2 separate regions of the Mus musculus genome follow, and region 2 is linked to region 1. The links are chromatin loops, found by intact Hi-C in ENCODE. Cell type or tissue: heart. All regions are shown on one strand. Links, peaks and the distances in the headings refer to the core of each region. The heading gives the core; the rest is flanking DNA.

Evidence for each region. Peaks named below come from ENCODE experiments on the same cell type or tissue, not always from the same donor. Only the 100,000 strongest peaks of a DNase experiment are listed, where the experiment ranks them.
Region 2: it touches region 1 in a loop (3-fold over the local background); 3 of 42 quality-filtered maps call a loop at or near these places.

What each region holds. Positions count from the first base shown.
Region 1 is chr1:156,671,158-156,683,640 of GRCm38, forward strand. Tor3a (torsin family 3, member A) reads right to left here and starts at 3,182. Exons shown (of 6, transcript NM_023141.2): 1 at 2,929-3,182; 2 at 2,373-2,489. The coding sequence starts at 3,148. Fam20b (family with sequence similarity 20, member B) reads right to left here. Exons shown (of 8, transcript NM_145413.4): 8 at 7,414-10,485. The coding sequence ends at 10,254. In heart, for the core only: a CTCF peak has its summit at 5,222; DNase peaks (open chromatin) are centred at 2,684, 3,234 and 5,224; H3K4me3 peaks cover 1,814 bases; H3K27ac peaks cover 1,498 bases.
Region 2 is chr1:156,532,361-156,544,843 of GRCm38, forward strand. It overlaps the pseudogene Gm17975. Among named protein-coding and RNA genes, the nearest start is that of Abl2, 20 kb to the right of the region's middle. In heart, for the core only: CTCF peaks have their summits at 6,202 (motif pointing right) and 7,998; no DNase peak of the experiment used is centred there.

The sequences.
Region 1 (12,483 bases), core at 2,126-10,125:
AGCCTAGGCTGAGCTCCTAGACAATATCTTTTAAGTTTCCCAAGTGCTAGACTACAGAACACCATACTTGACTAGAAAGGAACACTGTGTGTGTTGTGTGTGTGTTCATGTGGGTGTTCATGTGTACATGCAAAAGGGGTCAACATTAAGTGTCTTCCTTAATCATGCCTTTTTTGTGTGTGTGTGTGTGTGTGATATGGTGTGTCCCTGGACCTGTTGTTCATCAGTTTGGCTGTGGCTAACAGGCTTCAGGGAGCCACCAGTCTCTGCCAACAGTGCAGTGAGTGACAGGTGTGCAGAGCTATGCCCAACTTTTTTTTTTGGTTTTTTCGAGACAGGGTTTCTCTGTATAGTCTTGGCTGTCCTGGAACTCACTTTGTAGTCCAGGCTGGCCTCGAACTCAGAAATCCGCCTGTCTCTGCCTCCCAAGTGTTGGGATTAAAGGCGTGCGCCACCACCGCCCGGCTATGCCCAACTTTTATGTGGGTACTGGGATTGGAACTCAGACTCTTGCTTCCCCTAGATCACTTAGGCACCCTGCCAAGTGATCTAACTCCCAAACCCTAGAACATACCATTTTAAAAATTCTTTTTATATAATTATGTATATAGATATATGTATGTAGTTCTGGGTGTCTGTAGCTGAGGGCTGCTGCCTGCAGAAGCCAGAAAAGGGAGTCCGATCCCCTGGAAGTGGAGTTGTAGCCAGCGGTGAGGTGGCTAATGGGGATTGTGGGAATTGAACTTAAGCCCTCTGTAAGGGTAATGCTGGCTCCTAACTACTGAGCCATCTCTCCAGCCCTAAGGGACATTTTAACCACAATTATTGATGAGCTTTCTGGCTTCATAATCTCACCTCCCCTCAGAGAGGTTGCTTACCATTCCTATTCCGATTCTAACACTCTTGAAAAGAGGCAGGCTGTGTGAGATTCTGACTCAGTCGCTGCAGAATTTTTAGCACAGGGCCTGGTACATAGTGGAGCCAACAGAGATGAACAGTTCTTCCTCAGAAGATGCCCTTCCTGGCTGGAGAGATGGCTCAGCGGTTAAGAGCACTGACTGATCTTCTGAAGGTCCTGAGTTCAAATCCCAGCAACCACATGGTGGCTCACAACCATCTATAATGAGATCTGACACCCTTTTCTGGTGTATTTGAAGACAGCTACAGTGTACTTACATATAATAAATAAATATTTAAAAAGGAAAAAAGATGTCCTTCAGGTATGAGTATAGGGACATCTTCAGAACAGAGGATGACCAGGGCATAACCTGCACCTTACAGTGTCTCCTGCCAGCTGTCTTAGTTGGGTATGAGATGTTCATGGTTCCCATAGATACCAATAAACTCTGTACCTTTAAACTAAAGCTAGCCAGGCAGTGGTGGCACACACCTTTGATCCCAGCAATTGGGAGGCAGAAGCAGGGGGATTTCAGAGTTGAAGGCCAGCCTGGTCTACAGAGTGAGTTCCAGGACAGCCAGGGCTACACAGAGAAATCCTGTCTTTAAATAAATAAATAAATAAATAAATAAATAAATAAACTAAAGATAAAAAAAAATTGGGAGCACCACGACTGGGGTTGGGAGTAAGGTAAGGGCCTCTTGCTCTTGATTAAGTGTTAGCATTCTGTCTAAACGCCAACCTACACTTGCCTGGCAACAGCCTCGTATGCTCCTCCCCACAAAGGCCTGACCCTTTGTAAAAGGGGCTGCTTACCCCTCCTCCCTTACTTACTCTTGCTTCCCGCTTGCTTCTCTCTTGGGCTCTTCGCTTCCCCCTTCCCTTCCCCCTCTCTCCACGTGCTCAAGGCCGGCCTCTCCGTCTCTGTCTCTCTCTCCTTCCTCTGCCTCTACTACCCTCTTAACTCCCCTTTCTTCCCCTGCTGGCCCTTCAGCGGGAAGGGATGCCTTGGCATGGGCCCACTGAGGCACCCCCTTTCCATACCTCCCCACAACCCCATAGAACATATCTTAAACTTCTTAATCTTTTTATAAACAAATCACTAAGTATCTCCATACTCTAAAAAACAAACAAACAAAACAAACAACAAAAACCCAGGAGGGCTGAGGGATGAAGTACTTGCCTGGCTCTCCTGAGGACTAGTATTTTGAAAACAGCCACATAGCAAGTATTTGGGCACTTTTCCTAGTTGGTATAATGTAACATCCGCTAAGGGCACTATCAGTGCTGCTGTTTTGTCGTCCCTATTGTTGGAGAGTGTCCTTTCTGGAAATCGTGGAGTTCAAAGTCTTGTCAGAGAGGTCCTCAAATAATTGCAGACCCGTGAGGGGTAGGTTTCTCACCAGTCGCTTCTCCATACTCACCAACCCCCTCCCCCAGATACCTGAACCCTGAAAATCACGTCAGCTCCAACCTGTCAAGTTGTTGGAGATCCTGCAATCGCCGCCGCCGCTGCAGCAGTCCTGAAAGCGACAGAGCCATGCAGTGAGCACATCCAGCGACCGCCGGCCCCACAGAGGAAGGCTCCAGCCTGGAAAGGAAATGCTATGAGATGGCAAGATAGGGACAAGAGAGACAGTCCTGAGGTTTCTCAGTGTGACAGCGCCCAAACCAGAGTTCAGGTCCCAACTCACAGCCAGGTTCCCTCGTACGCCCCAGCGCTTCCTCTCTAAGCCTTAGAAGTGAAAGTATCTGGGGTTGGGACAATCACCAAGTATGTCTACAAACGGCTTTCCTTAAACCATCATCAATAAAGCGAGCAAGAATGGGGAGGCTTGAGTGTCTAGAGAAATCAGGGCAGGTGAGGGGCGGCAGAGCAGCCAGACCTTTAGTTGTCCCTAGGGGCTGCACCTAGAGTCGTGCGGAGGTGGGGTGCAGTGACCAGGCCCCTGATGCAGGCCTGCAGTACGCAGTGCTTAAGAGTGAGACTGGCAGGTGAGCGAGGGGTCGGCGGCGGGGACCGCTCTTACCCAGAGGCGGCACGGGGGTCTCCTGGTCTTCACAGTGATCGGGCCACAAGGTGCAGCTGAAAAGCTCCCAGTACCGTTTGGAGAGGGCACCGGCCTTCCTCAGCTGCTCCTTCAGGCCTTTGACGCTCGGCCAAGGGGTGGGCTCGTCGGCCTCCTGGCCCTGCGCTCCCGGGGGGCGCAGCGGCAGGAGCAGCAGCAACCAGAGAGCGCCAAGAAACATGACCGGAGCGAGCGCTTCCGCCTCCAAGAGTCCCGGGACCCAGGACTCATCGACACCCACCAGCCGGCGCGGCCCAGGATTGGCGTCGCCGTGGTGACCGCTCCGCCCTCGCAGAGGCTGACTGAGCAACCCATCCTAATGGAACCAAGTTTCGATTCAGACCAGAGACCCATCCGAAATGAAACTCAAACTGGTGTCCCGGACTGCAGGAATCCTGAGCCCCTGTCTGCCCCTCGGGATGCAGGCTATTCTGGGGCATGCCTGTGGCCTCAAGTGGCCACGAAATGGCCACTGCCAGCCATTCAGCTGCGCCTCCCACATAAGAACCCCTTTTGGTGCCCTGCCCTCGTAGGTCAGCTTTCTGCCAACAGGAGGGTGATGAAACCGTCTGAGCAGGGAGCGTTTTTTTGTTGTCAGGGGAGTCAGCTGGGTGCAGAAGCAGTCCGAAGAGTGTGAGCAGTGGAGAGCTGGGTGGCCTGGTCCTCTAAAGAGGAAAATGAAACAGTAGAGAGCAGTGAGCAGCAGCAGGCTTTCATGGATGCCAGTCTAGCAGAAGCAAGAAGTAGGGTAGGATGGTATTTGAGTTCGGGAAAACCCCGGGTTAAGAGGAAATTGTATCATGTGAGAATTACAGATGTTAGGCTAAGTACTTGCCCACGCATAGCTAGGTTTTAAAACCTGATCAGATGCACCAGGAGGCAGAGGCAGAGGCAGGCACAGCTCTCTGAGTTCAAAGCTAGCCTTGTCTACATACTGAGTGCCAAGCCAGCTACAGTTACATAGTGAGACCCTGTCAATATTTAGAAAACACCAAAAACTCAGGCTTGGTTCCCAGCTTGGCATCAGGAGGAAGGTGGTGGAAATTAGAAGTGAGCCCTAGTGGAGGTCTTTGGGTTACTGGGGTGGGGGCATGTTCTTGAAAGAGAATTGTGGGTGAGCAGTTTTGTTCTACCAATTGCTCCCGCCACGATGCACTCTGCCCACCTTTCCCAGAGGTCTGTAAGTAGTGAACTTGACCTTCAAGGTTATGAACCAAATAAACTGTTTCTTTGATAACTCTCGGGTGCTTGCCAAGGTGGCAGGAAACTGACCCACTTCTTTACACTTAGTTGTAAATAAATAAATAAAATAAATAAATAAAATTTGTAAATAAGTAAAATAAATATCTGAGCATGCATGACAGTCTAACATACTATGGGTTTTTGTTATTGTTTGGATTTTTTGTTTGCCTGTTTTGTTTTCGAGACAAGGTTTCTCTGTGTAGCCCTGGCTGTCCTAGAACTCACTTGGTAGACCAGTTCACTTTGAACTGATTGCTATGTTGGGTGAGAGACAGCAGAAATCAGTCTTCTATGTGGATATCCAGTTTATCAGCACCATTTGTTAAAGAGGCTGTTCTTTTCTAGATGTATGCATTTTATATCTTTGTAAAATAATTAAATGGCTATGCTTGTATAGTTTAAACAAAGCAATAAAAAAATCTTGAGGTGGGGGCTGGTGAGGTGGCTCAGCGGTTAAGATCACTGACTGCTCTTCCGAAGGTCCTGAGTTCAAATCCCAGCAACCACATGGTGGCTTACAACCATCCGTAATGAGATCTGATGCCATCTTCTGGTGTGTCTGAAGACAGCTACAGTATACATACATTAAATAAATAAATAAATCTTTTTGTTGTTGTTTATTTGTTTGGGTTTCTTGTTTTTGTTTTTTTTGGTTTTTTTGTTTTTTTGTTTTTTCGAGACAGGGTTTCTCTGTATAGCCCTGGCTGTCCTGGAACTCACTTTGTAGACCAGGCTGGCCTCGAACTCAGAAATCCACCTGCCTCTACCTCCCAAGTGCTGGGATTAAAGGTGTGCGCCACCACGCCCAGCAATAAATAAATCTTTAAAAAAAAAATCTTGAGGTAAAGGTTTCACCAAGAAGTCGGCCCCACAATGAAACAACAACCGGATTGTACACCGGGGTTTGGATCAGTCTCTAAGTATTTCTGTAAATTCGTCACATCCCATTCTTGTGGGACTAGTGGATGTAAACATCAGGAAGAGCGCGTGGGCCATGGGGACACCTAGAGGCCACTGTGGGAATTACAGGAAGCCGTGAGGGCTCGCCAACTAGTCAAGCAGTCTAAAGATCCAAGGCATTGCCTAAGAACTTGTCCGTAAACGCAGAACTTGAAGTGTAGATCTCTAAGTTCGAGGCCAGCTCTGGTCTACAGAGCGAGTTCCTCCAAGAAAGCAAGGACTACACAGAGAAACCCTGTCTCAAAACCCAAAACAACAAACATGTTTAAAGTCTCACGCCATTTCAAGTTTGCTCTGCTCTGTGCTTGTGGTTGAAAGTATGAAGACGAAGTGGGCAGGATCCTGAGCTAGCAAACAGAACTTGACAGCTTCGGCCATGCTACTCTGGCTTTAGGACCCAGGGGAGTCCTGCATGGACACCTGGACAAGCTGGTACAGAAAAGCTTGGACTGGGTTGGAGATCCCAAGATGTTGGAGATGCCAAAGCCCCTGGGATGCCTGCCAAGGGGAGCTACTGAGAGTGTGAACCACGCGATTGTTAGAGTCTAACAACAGAATTTGAAGTCTTCCCTGCTGGATTTCTTTTTTTTTTTTCTTTTTGTGTGTGTTTTTTTTTTTTTAAATATTTATTTATTTATTATATGTAAGCACACTGTAGCTGTCTTCAGACACTCCAGAAGAGGGCATCAGATTTTTGTTACGGATGGTTGTGAGCCACCATGTGGTTGTGGGATTTGAACTTAGGACCTTTGGAAGAGCAGTCGGCACTCTTAACCACTGAGCCATCTCACCAGCCCCCTGCTGGATTTCATTCTTGCTTTGGTCCAGTGTTCCTTCATAGGCTCCCCTCTGTTCCCTTTTGTAACAGAAATGTATATTCTGTGCCATTATATGTTGGAAGTGTGTGATCTGCTTCTTCATTTTGATTTTACAGTGCGTTACAGTTAAGAGACTGCCTTGAGTCTTTGGACTTTTGAACAGCACGGAGACTGTGAAAGACTCTGGAGAGTTTGGATGTTGAAAGAAATGGGATTTTGCATTAGGATGTGGGTCAGAGCCTCTGGGGTGAGGTAATGGAATGTGGCAGCCTGAATGGGAATGGCCTTCATAGACTCAGATATTTAAAGAGCTTAGTCACCAGGGAGTGGAACTACCTGAGAACAATTAGAAGGACTGGGAGATGCGGCCTTGCTGCAAGAAGCCTATCACTGGGCTGAGCCCAGTCTGGCTGCTCTACCACCCCAGCCCACCCCAGCCCACCCCACCCCTACCTGCAGTTTAGGAATCAGTCTGTAAAGGTCTCAGCCACTGCTCCACCACAATACCTATCTCCTTCCCACCATGAGGAGTGTGTGCTAACCTGTAAGGAAGGCCCCAGTTAAGTGCTTTCTTTTATAAGGGTTGCCTTGGTCATGTCTCTTTACAACAAGAGAACAGTAGCCAAACTCTCAAGAAAAAAAGAGAGAAAAACAAAGTATGAAGACATGACTTCAGCTCTAGCCTCTCTATCTGCTGCCTCTACTCCACCATCATGGATCCAATCTGAACTGTAAACCCAAACAAACTTTCTCTGCAATAAATTGCCTTGGTTATGATGTTTTATCACAATAATAGAAAACTGATACAATCTGTATGTGGTGAACTGGAACGCATGCCAGAATTTGGTCTCCATGTGCCTTGTTCAAATACAATGACAAGGCTGGCACACTTATGCAGCACATGGAGAGGAAATCTAAACGATACTTGTCTGGCTGAGGGGTTAGATACTAGATTTCCATTTCAAAAATGTAAATTCTGGGTATTCTAAGAATTCTAATCAGGGAAACTGGTCCTTTCTTCTTGTCTGTAGTGTAGTGCGCTGCCAAGTCCTAGTTAGGACTCATAATTCCTCATCTCCAAGAAGCTACAAGGAAGAAGGAAACTACTGAACATCCAGGAAACACTAGCAGCTAGTCCTGTGACTAGTCCCGTGACGACTAGTCCTATGACTAGTCCTAGGACGACTTGTAGGTAACAGGTACAATCTATGTGGGCCGTTCAAAAGCTCGTAAGGAAGTCTAAGGCTCTCAACCACAGGAAGCAGTCCCTATGGAAGGTTAAGCAGAAATAAAGGATGTAACATTCTCTCCCTAAAAAACAGCAGTAGGAATAGAAATGGCATAGAAAGCATGGGGTTGGGGGTGGGGGGAGATTAACCAGAAGACATTATACAATAATATATATTAAAATCTTTTATTTTTTTTTCAGAATTGAAACCCATAGAACACATTAGAAATCTTACCAAGTACAACCTCTATCTGCACATAAGCTCCAAGAGGAAATCCAAGGCAGATCAAACAAGGGTGGTGATGCCCACACCACCCTTTAGACAAATAAATTAGCTTCCCAGGAAGTTGCTCCCAGCTTCCCCCAGGAGTTTATGAGGACCACCTTAGGTCCTAAGAACCAGTGACAGCAGTGTCAGCCCGTTCACCACCCAGACTAGAGAAAGAAGGGGAGAAGAGCCTCCCCCACGGAGTGTGTCACCTGCTAGCAGGCTGCTCGGCTATGCGCGATGCACATTCTAACCTTACTAGCCAAGTCCTTTCTCGGTGCAGCCACTCAGTACTTCCTTGTGTCAAAGCAAGAACATTTTCCCACGTTAACCCAAACCTCCACCTCCTATCCTGAAACCCTGACCACAGGACTCACGGGAGTGTGCCGACAGCAGGTGCTATGATCACAAGATAATCAGAGATCCAGGAAGGAAAGGGAAGGGAGGCTGAAGGAACAGGAAGCAGGGGATAAGAAGACAAAGTGTGATAGCTTTAAAGAAAATGTGAGTTTCTTTGGATGGCAATGCTGTCTTCAGCACTGGGGAAACCGAGAAACTGTCAGGGTCCACTTTGCTGAATAACCTATAATGAACACACACCTGAATTTCTGTTTTCTTCTAAAAATTTAGTCTGACACTTTAACCCTGAGTGCAAACAGGGAGACATACCTTAAAAAATACCAAACCTCTTCAGCAAATCAGAGCCTGTTGTTTTAAAGGTGAGTTACTTATAGCTCTCCCCGAAGTACAATGAAGCCTTAGATGACTAAACAGTTTGAGAATAAAAATTCTATATTCAAATCTCTCCCATCTCAACTTCAGAACACATATACTTAAGAAGTGAAAGCAAAGGAGGAAAGAGCAATGGATTCGGAGTTCCTGGTTTTGTATTAAATGCCTCCATCTCTGTGGATGTTCAATCAGTAAAGCTAATTTGGAGCCCACCAGAATCCCCCAGTGCCTTGGATGTAATAGTCCTAATCTAGTAAATGACCCAAAAAGAGGCCGGCGTTACAATACTTACTGCCCGAGTGTGAAACACAGTGTGAGGCGGCTTTTCTCTAACTGCTCGGAGCAGCTTTCCTGCCTGTTCTTTTCCGCAGAAAACATGACGAGTACGGCTGCTTGCCTGGGAACAATCCCTACTCACTTCACCAGTGTGCAATGGAATGCTGAGCCACAGCTTAGTCAGCACGGAAGTCCACCACTCTGCTGGCTCCCAGCATAAAGTGCTAATAACCATGCTAATCTCAGAATTCAACTGAATTTTCTTGATGTACACAGCAAGTAGCCTGGAAACTGGACTTAATACCTCCTTTTGTTTTTGCTTTATTTTTTGGGTTTGGTCCTAGAACTTACTCTGTAGACCAGGCTGGCCTTGAACTCACAGAGATCTGACTGCCTCTACCTCCCAAATGCCAGGATTAAAGGTGTGCGTGTCACCACTGCCTGGCTCAATATCTCCTTTTGTTAACACTATTTTAGTGTTTTGTGCTAATATTTGTTTTCTGAAGTTCAATATCCCGAGTTTAAAAAAAGAAATATGCAGTATATTCCTTAATCTACCGCAAAGTGTACATTAAATGTACAAGTTTCCTAATTTCAAGCCATTTAAAAGTGGTTACAGGCTACTAGATTTGAATGTGAGAGACTAGGGGGTATAAACTCAATCTCCCCAGTCTCGAGGCTCAGAGGCTTAAAAGCTTTCACTGTTACCTGCAGGGTGCAGTCACCGGCACAGACAAGGTCACCACTGTCCTAGGAAGAGCGCCATTACAGGCCAGTTACTCACAGGGTATGACTTCACGAGAGAAGAGAGAGCTGGGCATGTTGGTTCATACCTATAATCCTAGCATGTGGAAGGCTAAGGCCAGTTCAAAGCCTGGGCTATACAGTAAGCTCCAGATCAGCCTGGGCTAGAGTCTATGGTCTACCTCAAAATGAACAATGCCAAAGAGAGAAAAAGAAAAAGCGTGGGGGGCAGGTGGCAGAGAGCACAGTTTCAGTGTTTTTGGGCAAAGGTGGACATGGGGTAAGTTAGTGTCCATAGAGGATCATGCCTGGGTTGTAATACTCTTTCCTCTAGAGATGATTGTGGTTAATATGAACACAACCGGGGGATGACTAATTTGCTCTGGACATATCTGAGAACCTAAACAGAGGGGAAGCTGTCTTTCACTAAGTCAATTATCTTCCTGGTTCTAAAGAGTGAGTCCCTCCCTCTTCTCTTCCCTGAGATGTCAAATCCATGCCACCCAATAGCTTAGAGTCCCAAGACCTTTCCGCCTTTCCCCTCCTCCAATCTCCCTTAAACACGGCCCCCGGTGCGGACCGCTATCCTGTCTAACGCCGCTCTGGAGGAACAGTATGGTTTCAATCTGACTAGTTCTGGTTTTTGTTTTTGTGTTTTTTTAAGACACAAGGAACTGCAAAGTATTTTCAGAGAATCCATGGGTGTAGAGAAAAGACAGCAAGGGTCACCCGAGACGCACACTCTGGAAACACTTCCTTAGCCAATGTCACACCTGCTCGCCCTTTGGTGTGGGAATAAAGACTGAGCAGAGCTGCTGCTGGCCGCCTGAGAGGTGAGGCAGCCTAACTGTGGTCCGTAGCTTGCACTGCAGAAAACACCGAGCACTCCCAGGGCCGCCACCGTCTTCTGCCACCAGCACCCACTGTGGCCACCTGCAGACCATCGCATGCCATTTGGAATTGATTGTGCTGTTTCTCTATCTTTGTAAAATCAGTTCCACTTGTTTTGCGTTGAGAATTACAAGTGGGAGAGTGGCATCCTGTCTTCCACCAGCACAGTATCCGTCCCAAACTGGTCAGTACACTGCTTGATGGTGGCCAAGACATTCAGAAGCCGCTGGTCCACAGTGTCCAAGTGTGGATCGGAGAGCACAGGGGAGATGGGGTCATGGGCCATGGCAGATTTTAAGGCAGACTTTAGTACTCCATTCTTTAGATAATTCAGTCTATTCCAGGTTGAAACCCGAATGCTGGAAGAAAAAGTTTAAAAAAGAAATTACATAACATCTTAATATTCAATTCATGCTATGAAAGGTTTTTGTTTGTCTGTTTCTTTGAATCGCCTCTATTTCAGACTTGCTTGTATATTAGAAGCAAGCTGTACTGCCATGGTATAAACTGGGGGAGGAGGGTGTAATTATATACATGAAAATGTATACATATTCCTAACAGTAAGAGAAAAACCAAGCCGATCTAAATGTCTAACAACTGAGAGATACTTCAAATTATGCCTAAGCTCTCAGGAAATACCACGAAGCCATTAAAAAGGTTTGAAATTGAGTGGCACAGGGAAAAGCCCATGATATTATGTTAGACTTGAGGAAGTTAGAAAGACTCTTTTATTCCTTGCCCTGGGGAAACTACAGTGTGTAACTAGAGTGCTGAGACTACAGGATTAGAGTGAGGTGCACTGTGCTAACAGTTACCCTTAGGTATTAGGGGGACTCTAACTTCATTACTCAAATGTTTCTGAACTTTAAAAATTCTACCATTAATAAAAGAAGAACAGTTACTTAAAGAATATCTATTTTTTGTTGTTGTTGGGTGTGGTGGCACATGCCTTTAATCCCAGCATTTGGGAGGCAGAGGCAGGCGGACCTTTGACTACTGAGCAAGTTCCAGGTCAGACTGGACTACATAGAGAAACCTTGTCCCAAAACTCTTCCACCCCCACCCCACCCCCACACACTCCAAACCAAAAGGAAGGAAGGAAGGAAGGAAGGAAGGAAGGAAGGAAGGAAGGAAGGAAGGAAGGAAGGAAGGAAGGAAGGACAACAAACACTTACCAACCAACCAAAACACAGAGACTACTTTCTTGGGATGGGATGGGGTGGGGATGGGGATGGCTCGGCAAAGAAGAACATCTGTTGGTCTTGGAGAGGACCTGAGTTCAGTTCTCAGAACTCACTCTGAATGCCTTCTTCTGGCTTCTGTAAGCACTGCACTCAGGAGCAGAGTCCCACAGACAGACAGGCAGGCAGGCAGGCAGGCAGGCAGGCAGGCAGGCAAGGAGGCAGGCACGCACCCACACACATACACACACTTAAATTTTTTTTTTTTTAATGTTTTTCTTCCCCCTTCCCTTCTTCCTTTTGCTCTGGCCCGCTCCCCCTATCCCATCTCTGGCCTCCTGAGTGTTCCAGCCCATAGGTTTTTTTATTTTTTTTTAATTTTTTTTTATTTTTTTTTTAAAGATTTATTTATTATTATATGTAAGTACACTGTAGCTGTCTTCAGACACTCCAGAAGAGGGAGTCAGATCTTACAGATGGTTTTGAGCCACCATGTGGTTGCTGGGATTTGAACTCAGGACCTTCAGAAGAGCAGTTGGGTGCTCTTACCCACTGAGCCATCTCACCAGCCCAGGTTTTTTTATATTTGTTTCTCATTACAGATGGTTGTGAGTCACCATGTGGTTGCTGGGATTTGAACTCATGACCCCAGAAGAGCAGTCAGTGCTCTTAACATCTGAGCCATCTCACCAGCCCTCACTTTACAATTTTTAAAGAGATTATCTATTTTCCTTAGTTACTTCACTAACCACTTGCTATGGACTAGGTATTTATCACTGGTAAAAGGGATGTAGGAATTCAGCTGCCACTGTAACAGTATTAAGAGCTGAGGCTCTAAGGACATAACCGATTAATGAGGATTCAGTGGAGCTGATGCTCTTCGGTCTCCTGCCATGTGGTACACAGTAAGCAAGCTCTTCAGGATGCCAGTGTTTTGATCTGGAGCCCCTCATCTTCTAGAGCTATGAGCCAATGAATTTCTGTCCTGAATTTGCTAAGATGGCTTAACAGGTAAAGGCACTTGTCCCATAAGCCTGGTGACTGGAGGCTGATCTTGGAGCCATGTAAAAGTGGACAGTGAGAATCAAGTGACTAAGCTGTCCTCTGACTCCACTCATGTACTGCAGTACACAAGCCCATACCTCACGATGTATACAAACATAGTAATAATAAAAT
Region 2 (12,483 bases), core at 1,416-9,415, 140 kb before region 1:
TTCTGGTGCCTGATACAAAGATCCTTTGCCTTTCCCGTGGAGCTCCACACCAACAGCGTTTTCTCAGCGCCCTTCTGCCATTCTTCAGGTCCCTATTCCGGCGCCAAACTGTTGTGGCCGGCCCACAGTTCGCAACGAAGGTTCAACTGAGATGGCAACTCGGGCTGAAAGAGAAGAACTAGACGGGTGGAAGAAAGAACGAAGCCAAGTCAAAAGTCACTCTGATCAAAGCTCAATTTTTACTGTTGCGACACTCAGTTATGAAGGAAGGGGGAGGGGACCCGATTCCCGCCAAATAATCTCGGAGTCCAGTAGCAGGGTGAGCACGTGATGGCTTTGGAACAGCAAAGCCGCAGGTTCTAGCAGTGGGCATGGCAGAACGAATGAGCAGGAAGCTCCACCCCTGAGCAAGCAGGTTTCAGGCTGGGAGAAAAAAGACTACACATGCCTGCATCCTAGCACTGTGGAGACAGCCAGGAGGCCTTCTGGGACTTGCTGGCCAACCAAATCAGTCATCTTTAGATTCCCAGAAAAAGATCCTGATTCAGAAAGTAAAGTGGAGCAGCCCCGGGGAGACGGTTGGGTGGGTCAAGTACTTGCTGTTCAAAGTTCAGGTTCCCAAAACCCATGGGAAATTCCAGGAAACATGGCAGCCCTCCTGTAATTCCAGCGCTCAGAAGACAGGGGATCCCTGGAGCAAGCTGGTTGGCTAGACTAGTCCAGATTGGCAAGCCCTGGGTTTGATTGATTGTCCCTGTCTCAATGAGTCAAGTGGAGAGTGACTAAGAAGGACTTCCCATCTCAAGCTCATCTCTCTACACACACAGGTAACACATGTGCACACATGCATGCATATACATTACATACACACACATACCATACACACACACACAAACACACACAGGTGGAGAGTAATAGAGGAAGACACTGGAAATTGACCTCTGGCTTCAGAACATAAGCTCACACACACCAAAAAGAAAGAGAGAAAGAAAGAAAGAAAGAAAGAAAGAAAGAAAGAAAGAAAGAAAGAAAGAAAGAAAGGAAAAGAAAAAAATAATAGGGGCTGGGAATGGCTAAGTGGTAGAGTATCAGCGTGTACTAGACCCTGATTTCAGTTCCAAGCACCATAGTCAATCAACCAATGAGACATTATGGTGATAGGTCTCATACCCTTCTGTGAAAATATCTGGCTATAGCCCAGTGTCCAACCCAGTTAGGTTTCTATTGCTATGATGAACACCATAACCAAAACTAATTTGGGGATGAAAGAGTTTATTTCACTTTACAACTCACAGGTCACACTCCGTCATGGAGGGAAGTCAGGACATGAACTCAAGGGAAGAACATGGAAACAGGAACTGAAGCCAAAACCACGAAAAAGTGCTGCTTTGTGGACTTACTTCCATGGCTTGCTCATCGAACTTTCTTTTTTTTTTTTAGATTTATTTATTTATTATATGTAAGTACACTGTAGCTGTCTTCAGACACACCAGAAGAGGGCATCAGATCTCTGTTACAGGTGGTTGTGAGCCACCATGTGGTTGCTGGGATTTGAACTTTGGACCTTTGGAAGAGCAGTCGGGTGCTCTTACCCCCTGAGCCATCTCACCAGCCCCTCATCGAACTTTCTAATACCATCCAGGATCACCTAGCCAATCGGCACTGCCCACAGTAGGCTGGGCCCTCCCACACCCATCATTAAGAAAATGCCCCTGAAGATGCACCTACGGGCAATCTGATATAGGTATATTCTTAGCTGAGGTTCCTCTTTCCAGAGAACTCTAGCTTGCATCAAGTTGACAAAAAACCAAGCAGAACAGTAGAAACCTAGATCTGCATAATTATAGTGTGAGCCTGGAGGAGAGGCAAGGCTCAGCAAGAGAACTGCTGTGTCAGAATTCTACTTATACCCTATGATTCTATTTACACTTATTGATCTTATAAATGTGAGTGTTTTGTCTGCATGTATGCATGTGCCCAAAGTGTGTGCCTGGTACCACACGTAGGTCAGAAGAGAGTGCTGAATCCCCTGGAACTAGAATTACAAATGGTTATGAACCACCAGGTCAGTGCTGGAGACAAACCCGGATCCTCTGCAAGAGCATCAGATACTCTAAACCACTCGGCCATCTCTCAAGCCCCTTGCAATGACATTTATTTTAAAAATGTCACACCTCTGTTTACACATAATAATTATAAGTAGAAGCTGGGCAGTGGAAGCACACGCCTTTAATCTTTAGAGGCAGAGACATGGGGATCTCTGTGAGTGTGAGACCAGCCTGGGCTACAGAGTGAGATCCAGGACAGCCAGAGCTACAAAGAAAAACCCTGTCTCGAAAGAAAGAAAGAAAGAAAGAAAGAAAGAAAGAAAGAAAGAAAGAAAGAAAGAAAGAAGGAAGGAAGGAAGGAAGGAAGGAAGGAAGGAAGGAGAGAGAGAGAGAGAGAGGGAGGGGGGAAGGAGAGAGGGAGGGAGGGAAGAGGGAGGGAGAGAGAGAGAAAGAGAGAGAGAGAAAGGGCTGGAGAGATAGCTCAGTGGTTAAGAGCACTGATTGCTCTTCCAGAGGTCCTGAGTTCAATTCCCAGCAACCACATGGTGGCTCACAACCACCTGTAATTGTATCCGATGCCCTTTTCTGGTGTTTCTAAAGACAGCAACAGTGTACTCATAAATAAATTAAATAAATCTTTAAAAATAAATAAAATAAAAAACAAAACAAAAACAAAAAAAACAAACAAAAGAAAAAAACCCAAGTCATACTCCAAGTCTTGCTCCTGCATCTTTGACCTGGGGTGGAAGAAGCCAAAAATGGATAAATTCCCACTCTGTGACCACGAGGTATCAGATGAAGATGAGTGCCTCTCCTCTAAAACCCTGGAGGCCATGTGTGTGACAAGCAGCAGGTACAGTTGTGGCAAGATGGCTGTCTTATTCGGATGAGGCTCCACCCTTTCCCATCATCGACATCACAATGCTGTCCTGTGCAGAGGATGAGAGACTCCCGGCAGAAACTGGGCATCTGTGAGAAGCTCCAGAGCACAGTGGCCAGGTTCCTATTGTCCAAGCATCAAGTTCATGAACACCAAGCTGCAGAACTAGGAACGTGAGATCGAGGGCTGTGTAGGGCCAAGTTCAAGGTCCCTGGCTGTCAGAAGACCCACATCTCAAACAAGCAGGGCTTCTTGTTTTGAAAACATGAGAAGCGCTCATTTCTGACGGCTGTGGGATTAACTATGTCTCTGCGTGTGGTCCTCTGGACAAGTAGTAGGCCTTGAACTTGTGAGGGCTTCCTCCGTGCTCAGAAATCATGCCCTACCAGTAATGTTCACTGACAACTCTCACATCCAGCCTCCAAACAAAACACCCAATACAATATGATCGACATCTATAGTATGTATACCATCCAGGACCATATATACGTGTTTTGGGGTTTTTTTGGGGGGGGGGCGGGTTGAGACAGGGTTTCTCTGTATAGCCCTGGCTGTCCTGGAACTCACTCTGTAGACCAGGCTGGCCTCAAACTCAGAAATCTGCCTGCCTCTGCCTCTCAAGTGCTGGAATTAAAGGCGTATGCCACCACTGCCCGGCTTATACGTGTATTAATATACGAAATTGTCGAGTATTTTAAAAGTAATTTTTTAAATCTAAAAAGAAAAGAATAGTAACAAGGAAGAAGTGGGGGGGTGCAGAAGAGAAGAGTGAGGAGAAAGCATGACTATTTAAACCTCTACACAGAGCAGGCAAGTCAACTCAGCGGTTGAAGGTGCCTGCAGCCATGCTCATGGCCAGAATTCAATCTGCAGGACCCAGGACTGGAAGAAGAGAACTAATTTCTGGAAATTGTTCTCTGACCTCCACAAGTGCCGTACATAGCACGTCTACACAAATACTCACAAAAATAAATAAAATAAAACAGCAACATCAGAGCTGGGGTAGGACTTAGCGGTAGAACCCTTGCCTTGCTTGTAAAGGCCCTCAGTTTTATTCCAGGTACCACAAAAATAAGTAAAAATAAAAACAAAACAAAAAACCCAAAAGCTACATTAAGAGCTTGCTGGCGCTTGCAAGATCACACAGAAGAGTGTGACAAACACTTGCACTATAGCAGTTCTCATAAAAACAGATTTCCTTGACCAGTGGCAGCGCAGGCCTTTAATCCCAGTACTCAGGAGGCAGAGGCAGACGCTTTCTGAGTTCGAGGCCAGACTGGTCTACAGAGTGAGTTCTAGGACAGCCAGGGCTACACAGAGAAATCCTGTCTTGAAAAACCAAAACCAAACCAAAATAAAACAAAACAAAAAAATCTCCAAACCAAACCAAACAAACAAAAATCCCATGGTGCTGCTATTTATTGACTGAGTATTTTGGCTGCCTTGAGTTTCCTGTCTGAGAACTGGGATAATAATAGCACATGGGTTTATTATTAGGTTTTAAAAAGACGTGTATAAATGCTTAGTATCTGAAGCACAGTGACCAGCACCCAGTAAGTAACTATTATTATTTTAAAGGGTACAGATGTGAGGGGAAATGCTATCGCCCAAACCTATTCCTCAAATCCCATTCATCAGAGCTTCTCTTTAGCAACCTCCATCCTGTCTGGATGTCTTTTCACCCCTTGCACCACTAGTGAACACCCTGTCTTAGTTAGGGTTTTATTGATGTGAAGAGACACCATGACCATGGCAACCCTTACAAAGAAAACCGCTTAACTGGGGCTGGCTTATAGATTAGTCCATTATTGTCAAGGCAGGAAGCATGGCCACATACAAACAGACATGGAGCTGGAGGAGGAGCTGAGAGTTCTACATCTGGCTCTGCAGGCAGTAAGAAAGAAGACTGAGACACTCGGCTTTGCTTGAGCTTCTGAAACCTCAAAGCCTACCTACTTCCTCCAGCCACCCCACAGCTACTCCAACATGGCCACACCTCTTAATAGTGCCAGTCCTATGAACCTCTAGGCCACCTTCATTCAAACTTCCACACAGCCCATATAAATTCCTTTTTTAAAAAGTATTTATCCCTGTGGCATACATGTATACACAGTACTCTGGTCATTTTCATCCCTCCATTACCCCTATTCCTCTCCCCTTTCTTGTGGCTTTCTATCTAGTCCTATCCCATGCTACTCTCTCTTATCTAAGTACAATCCAAGTCTCTACTCTCTACTTATCTAAGTACAATAAAGGAAAAATGATGTCAAATAATAAAAGATATTTATTTTTTTAGATAAGCCTTGAACTCATAGAGATCCCCCTGCTTCTGCCTGCCATTCACTGGGCTCAAAGGTGTGCACCACACACCCAGCAATGCAAAGATTCTTTTAAGAGGGCCCATAAGGCTGTGCGTGACAGCACAGTGCCTGTGGTCACAGAACTTGGGAAGCAGACTATGCTGGTTCCTTTTTGTCAGCTCGACACAAACCTAGCTATATCTGAGAAGACGGAATCGTGAATGAGAAAAACGCTCCATAAAATGGACCTAAGGCAAGCCCTGGGAGCCATTCATGGATTAATGATTGTTGTGGGTGGACTGAGGGCACCTCGGGCCACCAGTGCCAACCCTGGACAGATGGTTCTGCCTTGTATGAGAATGCAGGCTGAACAAACCTGGAGCAAGAAGTAAGCAATGTCCCCCTGCCCCCCTAGCTTCTGCTATGTCAGTTCCTACTTCCATGTTCCTGCTTTGAGTCCCCTCCCTGAGTTCCCTGTGTGCTCTGGTAGTTGTGAGAGGAGATAAACCTTTTTCTCCCCAAGCAGCTTTTGGTCACAGTATTGTATCACGGCGATAGGCACCCCATCTAAGACACAGAGAAAGGGGGACAGTGAATCTGAGAACAACCCGAGCCACAAAGCAAGACTTTGTCTCAAAAATAGAAAACAAACAAGCAAACCCAAAAACAAAATGAGGGCTTGGCAAGATAGCTCAGTGGGTAGAGGTGCTTGCTACCAGTCCTGGCAACGTGAGTTTGATCCCTGAAACATGATGGAGAGAGAGAGAAATGGCTTCTGCAAGCTATCTTCTCATCTTTGCTCAGACATTGTGGTACATGCCCGTGCACGCATACCTCTCCAAATAGAAACTAAATGTAAACTGTTCTTAAAAGCACTGACTCCCCAGTTTTCAGCCTTGTTTGTATATGTTAAATACCTAGAGGGTCATTTAAGATGTATTTACTTATTTAATGTCTGAGTGCTCTATCTGCATATACACCTACATGCCAGAAGAGGGCATCAGATCACATATTATACAGATGGTTATGAGCCACCATGCGGTTACTGGGATTTGAACTCAAGACCTCTGGAAGAGCAGCCAGTGCTCTTAACTGCTGAGCTATCTCTCCAGTCCCAGACATTTTCTCCTCCTCCTCCTCCTCCTCCTCCTCCTCCTCCTCCTCCTCCTCCTCCTCCTCCTCCTCCTCCTCCTCCTCCTCCTCCTCCTCCTCCTCCTCTTCCTCCTCCTTCTTTTTAATAGATTAAGTGGAGGGCCATTTAAACTCAGCAAGATTATGTTCAGTTAAGACATTATAGATTCTTTAACCTATGTTGATGATAGAAGGTCTTTTTGAGGTTGGCTTTTGAGTTTGGGGCTTTAGTCTCTTCCAAAATAAGCTTTTTGTTCTTTGAGACAGGGTCTTAGTATGCAGTCCTGGGTGGCCTGGACTTTACTATATAGACCAGGCTGGTCTCAGACTTACAGAGATCTGCCTTTCTCTTCTCCCCAACATTGGGATTAAAGGCCTATGACACCCTGCCAGGCTAGGTAGAACTAAGCAATTTTTCCCTTGGCTAGTTTGGAGTTCGCTTTTGAGGCTCCATCGAATGCCCAATGGAACCATACAAATGATTACCCCCGCTGTAACCCCAAAGGTCTTTCAGATGTCCTGTGAACATTCATCTGCGTATTCAGCATGGGCTTACAGTCAAAAATGTTAGTAAAGGACCTTTACAACTTGAAAGATCATGACAGAGACACTTTAAGTCTGAGTCTTGTTTGTTTTGTTTTTTTGAGACAGGGTTTCCTTGTGTTGCCCTAGCTGTCCTGGAACTCTGTATATCAGGCTGGCCTCAAACTCAGAGATCTGCCCATCTCTGTTTCCTGAGAGCTAGAATTAAAGGTGTGTGCTACCACCACCTGGCTAGGCCTGAGTTTTATACTATTCTTTCCTATTGGGAATGCCCTGCAGATGAGAAAGCTACTCTGAGAGGTTAGACTATATAGCAATGATATTGAATATCCCATGTGATCATATGGGTTCCAGAATGTATTTCTGTTCTTGTTTTGTGTGTGTGTGTGTGTGTGTGTGTGTGTGTGTGTGTGTGTGTGTGGCATGCATGCACACATGCCCAAGAGTCTCTTCCAAACCTCTCACCTATTAATACCTAAGGAACATGTGTTGTGTGAATGCATGTGGATGACTTCATTATTCTTTTACACTTTGTTTTGATCCAAAGCACCACCTGTGAGTCACAAGTATTCCCATGTTCTTTTAAAATCTCCAGTCTGGGGATGGAGAGAGGGCTGAGTAGTTAAGACTGCTAACTGTTCTTGCAGAGGGCCAGAGTTCAGTCCCCAAGGCCAACTTGCTTGCATACATTAACAGTCAGTAACTCTAATGCCATGGGATCTAAAGCTGTCTTCTGTCCTCTGCTGGTTTCTGCACTGTAAATGGTTCCCATATACTCATACAGGCTCAGACAGGTACACATAAATAATAAATAAATAAATCTTCAGAAAAAGAAAGAAGAGGCAGCCTCAAGTCTGAGACGAAATACAGTAGCTTCAAAGGGTATGGTAGGCAGTCTACTTAAAATGTGATAAATTCAGGCAGATAATTAATTTCAATGAAGGAAATCTTGCATTTCAATTTTTAGGAGGAAACAAATGTAGAAGAGGCAGATTGGCCTTGGAGAAATAAGAGGAAGGGGGAAATGCATCTTTTGGAGCCAGATGACTCTGGGGAGGGCTTGGTAGCCACTCCCTGTCATTTCTCTGTCTAAGGGAGACATCTAGAGGCTGCTGGATGGTTCTGTTCTGTCTGTCAGGAAAGGCTTTTCCAGATGGCTTCCTCACAGATCCCGTCACAAATCAGAGAGCACTGATCGCAGTGGACAAAGCCCAACTGCTTTGATATTAATCTATGGCTACTTATGATTACAGAGAAGAGAAGAGTAAAGTATAATAGGTGGGAGAACAGTCGTGAAGGACATTAGGGACAACTGAGGAAATCCGAGTATCGACTGAATTCTGGTCGACGTGACTGTGTTGATGTTTATTCTTTCATTTCCCTCCTGCACCTTCTCCTCTTCTTTTCTTTTCCTTTTCTTCTTCTTGTGGCAGGGTCTAGCAATTTGCAGCTCACACAACCTTTTTTGCCTCAGGCTCCCAAGTAACTGGAACAATGGGTGCTCAATAACACATCTGGTCCAAAATTGTTTTTCTTAGGTGTGGTTAGTACATTGTTGATCTTGGAGCTGCAGGCCTCGGTGGTCGTCCAGGATAAGGAAGAGGCTATCATACTATTTTTCTTTGCAAAGTAGCAAGGAAACTTTATATAAAAGCAAAGCTACGTGGAGTGTGGTACACTCCTTTAATCCCATTACTTAGGAGAAAGAGGCAAGTAGATCACCATGAGTTCCAGACCAGCCAGGACTACATAGTGAGACCCTGTTCTTTTTTCTTTCTTTTTTTTAAGAGAGAGAGAGAGAGAGAGAGAGAACTAGAAAATATCATCCTGAGTGAGGTAACCCAATCACAAAAGAACACACGTGGTATGCTTTCACTGATAAGTGGATATTAGCACAAAAGCTCGGAATACCCAAGATACAATTCACAGACCACATGGAGTTCAAAAAGAAAGAAGATCAAAGGACTCCAGTCCTTCCTGGAAAGGGGAATAAAATACTAACAGGAGCAAATATGGAGACAAAGTGTAGAGCAGAGACACAAAGTGTAGAGCAGAGACTGAAGGAAAGGCCATACAGTGACTGTCCCACCTGAGGATTCATCCCATATACAGTTACCAAAACCTGACACTATTGTGGATTGCCAAGAAGTGCATGTTGAAAAGAGCCTGATATGGCTGTCTCCTGAGAGGCCCTGCCAAAGCCTTACAAATACAGAGGAGGATGCTCGCAGCCAACCACTGGACTGAGCCCCAGGGTCCCTAATAGAGGAGTTAGAGAAAGGACTAAAGGAGCTAAAGGGGTTTGCAACCTCATAGATAGAACAACAATATCAATCAATTAACACCCCCCTCCCAGCTCCCAGGGACTAAGCCACCAACCAAGAAGTACACATGACTGGCTCCAGCTGCATATGTAGCAGAGGATGACCTTGTCATGCATCAGTGGGAGGAGAGGCCCTTGGTTCTATGAAGGTTGGATAGATGCCCCAGTGTAGGGGAATCGAGGACAGGGAGGTGGGAGTGGGTGGGTGGGTGGGGAGCACCCTCATAGAAGCAGGGGGAGGGGGAGATGGGATAGGGGGTTTCCAGGAGGGGGGAGACTGGGAAAGGGGATAACATTTGAAATATAAATAAAGAAAATATCCAATAAAAAAAAAGGAAGAGGGGCCGGGTGTGGTGGTACACGCCTTTAATCCCAGCACTTAGGAGGCAGAGGCAGGCAGATTTCTGAGTTTGAGGCCAGCCTGGTCTACAAAGTGAGTTCCAGGACAGCCAGGGCTATACAGAGAAACCCTGTCTCAAAAACAAAAACAAAAACAAAAACAAAACAAAACAAAAACAAAACAAAACAAAACAAAGGAAGAAAGAAAGAAATCCTTGAGTAAGAAAGCACTCAAGGATTTTACTTCTTAAAACAAAATAAAAAACACCTGAATACAAGTGTGTTGAGCAGGGTAGCTTGCTTGAGGGACTGGGAGCCGGTAGGAACTCCACAGGAAGACTGAGAGTCAACTAACCTGGGCTCTTGGGACTCCCAGAGATGGAACCACCAACCAAAGAGCATACATGGGCTGGACCTAGGCCTCTCCCTCTGCCCACACACACCTATGTAGCAGATGTGCAACTTGGTCTTATCCAGGTCCCCCAATAACTGGGGAGGGGGTTGTCCCTGACTCTGATGCTTGAGTACAGATCCTGTTCCCCTAACTGGCCCTCCTTGTTTGGCCTCAGTGAGAGAGGGTGTGCCTAGTGCTACAGTGACTTGATATGCCAGGGTGGATGGATACCCGGGGGGACCTCCCCCTTTTCAGAGAAGGGGATGGGAAAGAGGGGAGAGGCTGTGTGAGTTGGAATAGGGAGTAGGAGGGGCTGCAATCTGGATGTAAAGTGAATAGATAAATAAATTAATGGGGAAAAAATGATCAAAATCTGAACCTGGTGGCACAGGCCTGTCAATCCTGTACTGAGCAGCTGAGGAAAGAGGCTCATAGGTTCAAGGCCCGCCTGGGCTACAGAGTCACTTCAAGGCCAGACTGAACATCTTCAGGGAGACCCTAGTTCAAATCAAACGTGAAAGATAAGCCTGTGGTAGTTCATGTCTTTAATCCCAGCACTTGGGAGGCAGAGGAAGGCAAATCTATGTGAGTTCCAGGTCAGCCTGGTCTACAAAGTGAGTTCTAGACCAGCCAAAACTACACAGAGAGACCCCTCTCTTGGAAAAAGAAAAAGGGGAGGGGGGTGCTGAGGAATAGCTCAATGGTGGAACGCTGGCTTAGCATGTGATCTCCAGCCCACTTAAAACAAGAAACATGACCGGAAAAGGTCACCTAAAACGGGTGTGGTAGCACACTCCATTGTCCCTGGCACTCAGAGGAGGGTAGATCTCCTTGAGTTCTATGCCAGCCAGGGCTATATAATGAGACCTTGTCTCATAAAAGCAAAGCAAAACAACAAAAGAAACAAGCAAGACACAACAACAGAAACTTGAGCTTGAGCGGAATATTGCTGCTTGCCTGTAATCCCAGCAACACAGGTAGCTGAGGCAGGGGGAGCATACCTTGAACTGGACCTGGAATCAAAACAACGGAACCGGGGCTGGAGAGATGGCTCAGCGGTTAAGAGCACTGACTGTTCTTCCAAAGGTCCTGAGTTCAAATCCCAGCAACCACATGGTGGCTTACAACCATCTGTAATGTCATCTTGGCATCCTCTACTGGTGTGTCTGAAGACAGCTACAGTGTACTTACATACACATAATAAATAGGGGGCTGGTGAGGTCGCTCAGTGGTTAAGAGCGCTGACTGCTCTTCCAAAGGTCCTGAGTTCAAATCCCAGCAACCACATGGTGGCTCACAACCATCTGTAACGAAATCTGATGCTCTCTTCTGGAGTGTCTGAAGACACACTACAGTGTACTTACATATAATAAATAAATAAATATTTTAAAAAAACAAATAATAAATCTTTTTTTAAAAAACAGAACTGAATTTGCATCTGCGTAACCACCAACGCCCCCCCCCCCCCTTTTGTTGTTGCTTTTGTTGTTGCCTGTGTGGAAACAATGTTTCCTGCCTCTGGCATCTCCAGGTCAGGGATCGCTCACAGGCTCATCCTCTGTGCTTTCTATCACCTCTGCTGTGCTCAGCAAACACAAACACTTGGTGATGCTAGAAAGCTTCACACCGCCCACCCGCCCTGCCCCTGCCGCTGCCAGGGTCTCTCTGGGCTGCCTTCCTCCCTTCCCCCAGCCTAGCTTCTCAGGCTGACTCCTGCGGGTCCTCCGGATTCCTGTACTGGAAAAGCCGTACTGTCCTACTTCTCGGCTGGTAGATCATTTTCCCTGCCTCAGCACTTAACCCAGTCTAGTCTAATTATCCGTTTTCTTGACCGATATCTCCCTAAGACTACAGTTTCCTGGAATAGATAAGAACTCTTTTTACAGCTGTAACCCGAGTCCCTGACACTGCACCTGCACAGAAGGGCTTGAGGACTTACGCGAGCGAGAATGGCCCACACCAGACTGACCAACGTTTTAGAGCATCAAATGGAATGCAGCTGTACTAGAGAGACTAAATATCTGTGCACATCATAATTTAGCATAAATACGAAAATAGTTGCTTGATATGAAATGGATTTTAATTAGGATTAGGATAGAAAATCTTAGAAATTACGTTTTATAAAATTAAGTTCTCTTCAAAAGTACTCTCTACTTATTGAACTACTTTTAGACATGTAAGAAGAGGGCATCGGATCTCATTACAGATGGGTGTGAGCCACCATGTAGGTTGCTGGGCTACAGAACTCGGGACCACTGGAAGAGCAAGCAGCCAGTGCTCTTTCCCGCAGAGCCATCTCTCCAGCCCTTGAACTACTTTTAAACCTTTAATTTTAGTTACTATTATTTTGTGTGCATTTATGTAGAGTCTGTGTAGAGATCCTAGGACAGATCGTAGGAATCGGTTCTCCCCTTCTATTATGTGAGCTCTGAGAATCAAATAGGTTATCAGGTTTGGTGGCAAACTTGCTGAGCCACCTCAGTCCTGTCTGTAGCTCAGTATTGCTTTTACAATGCAGTTATATC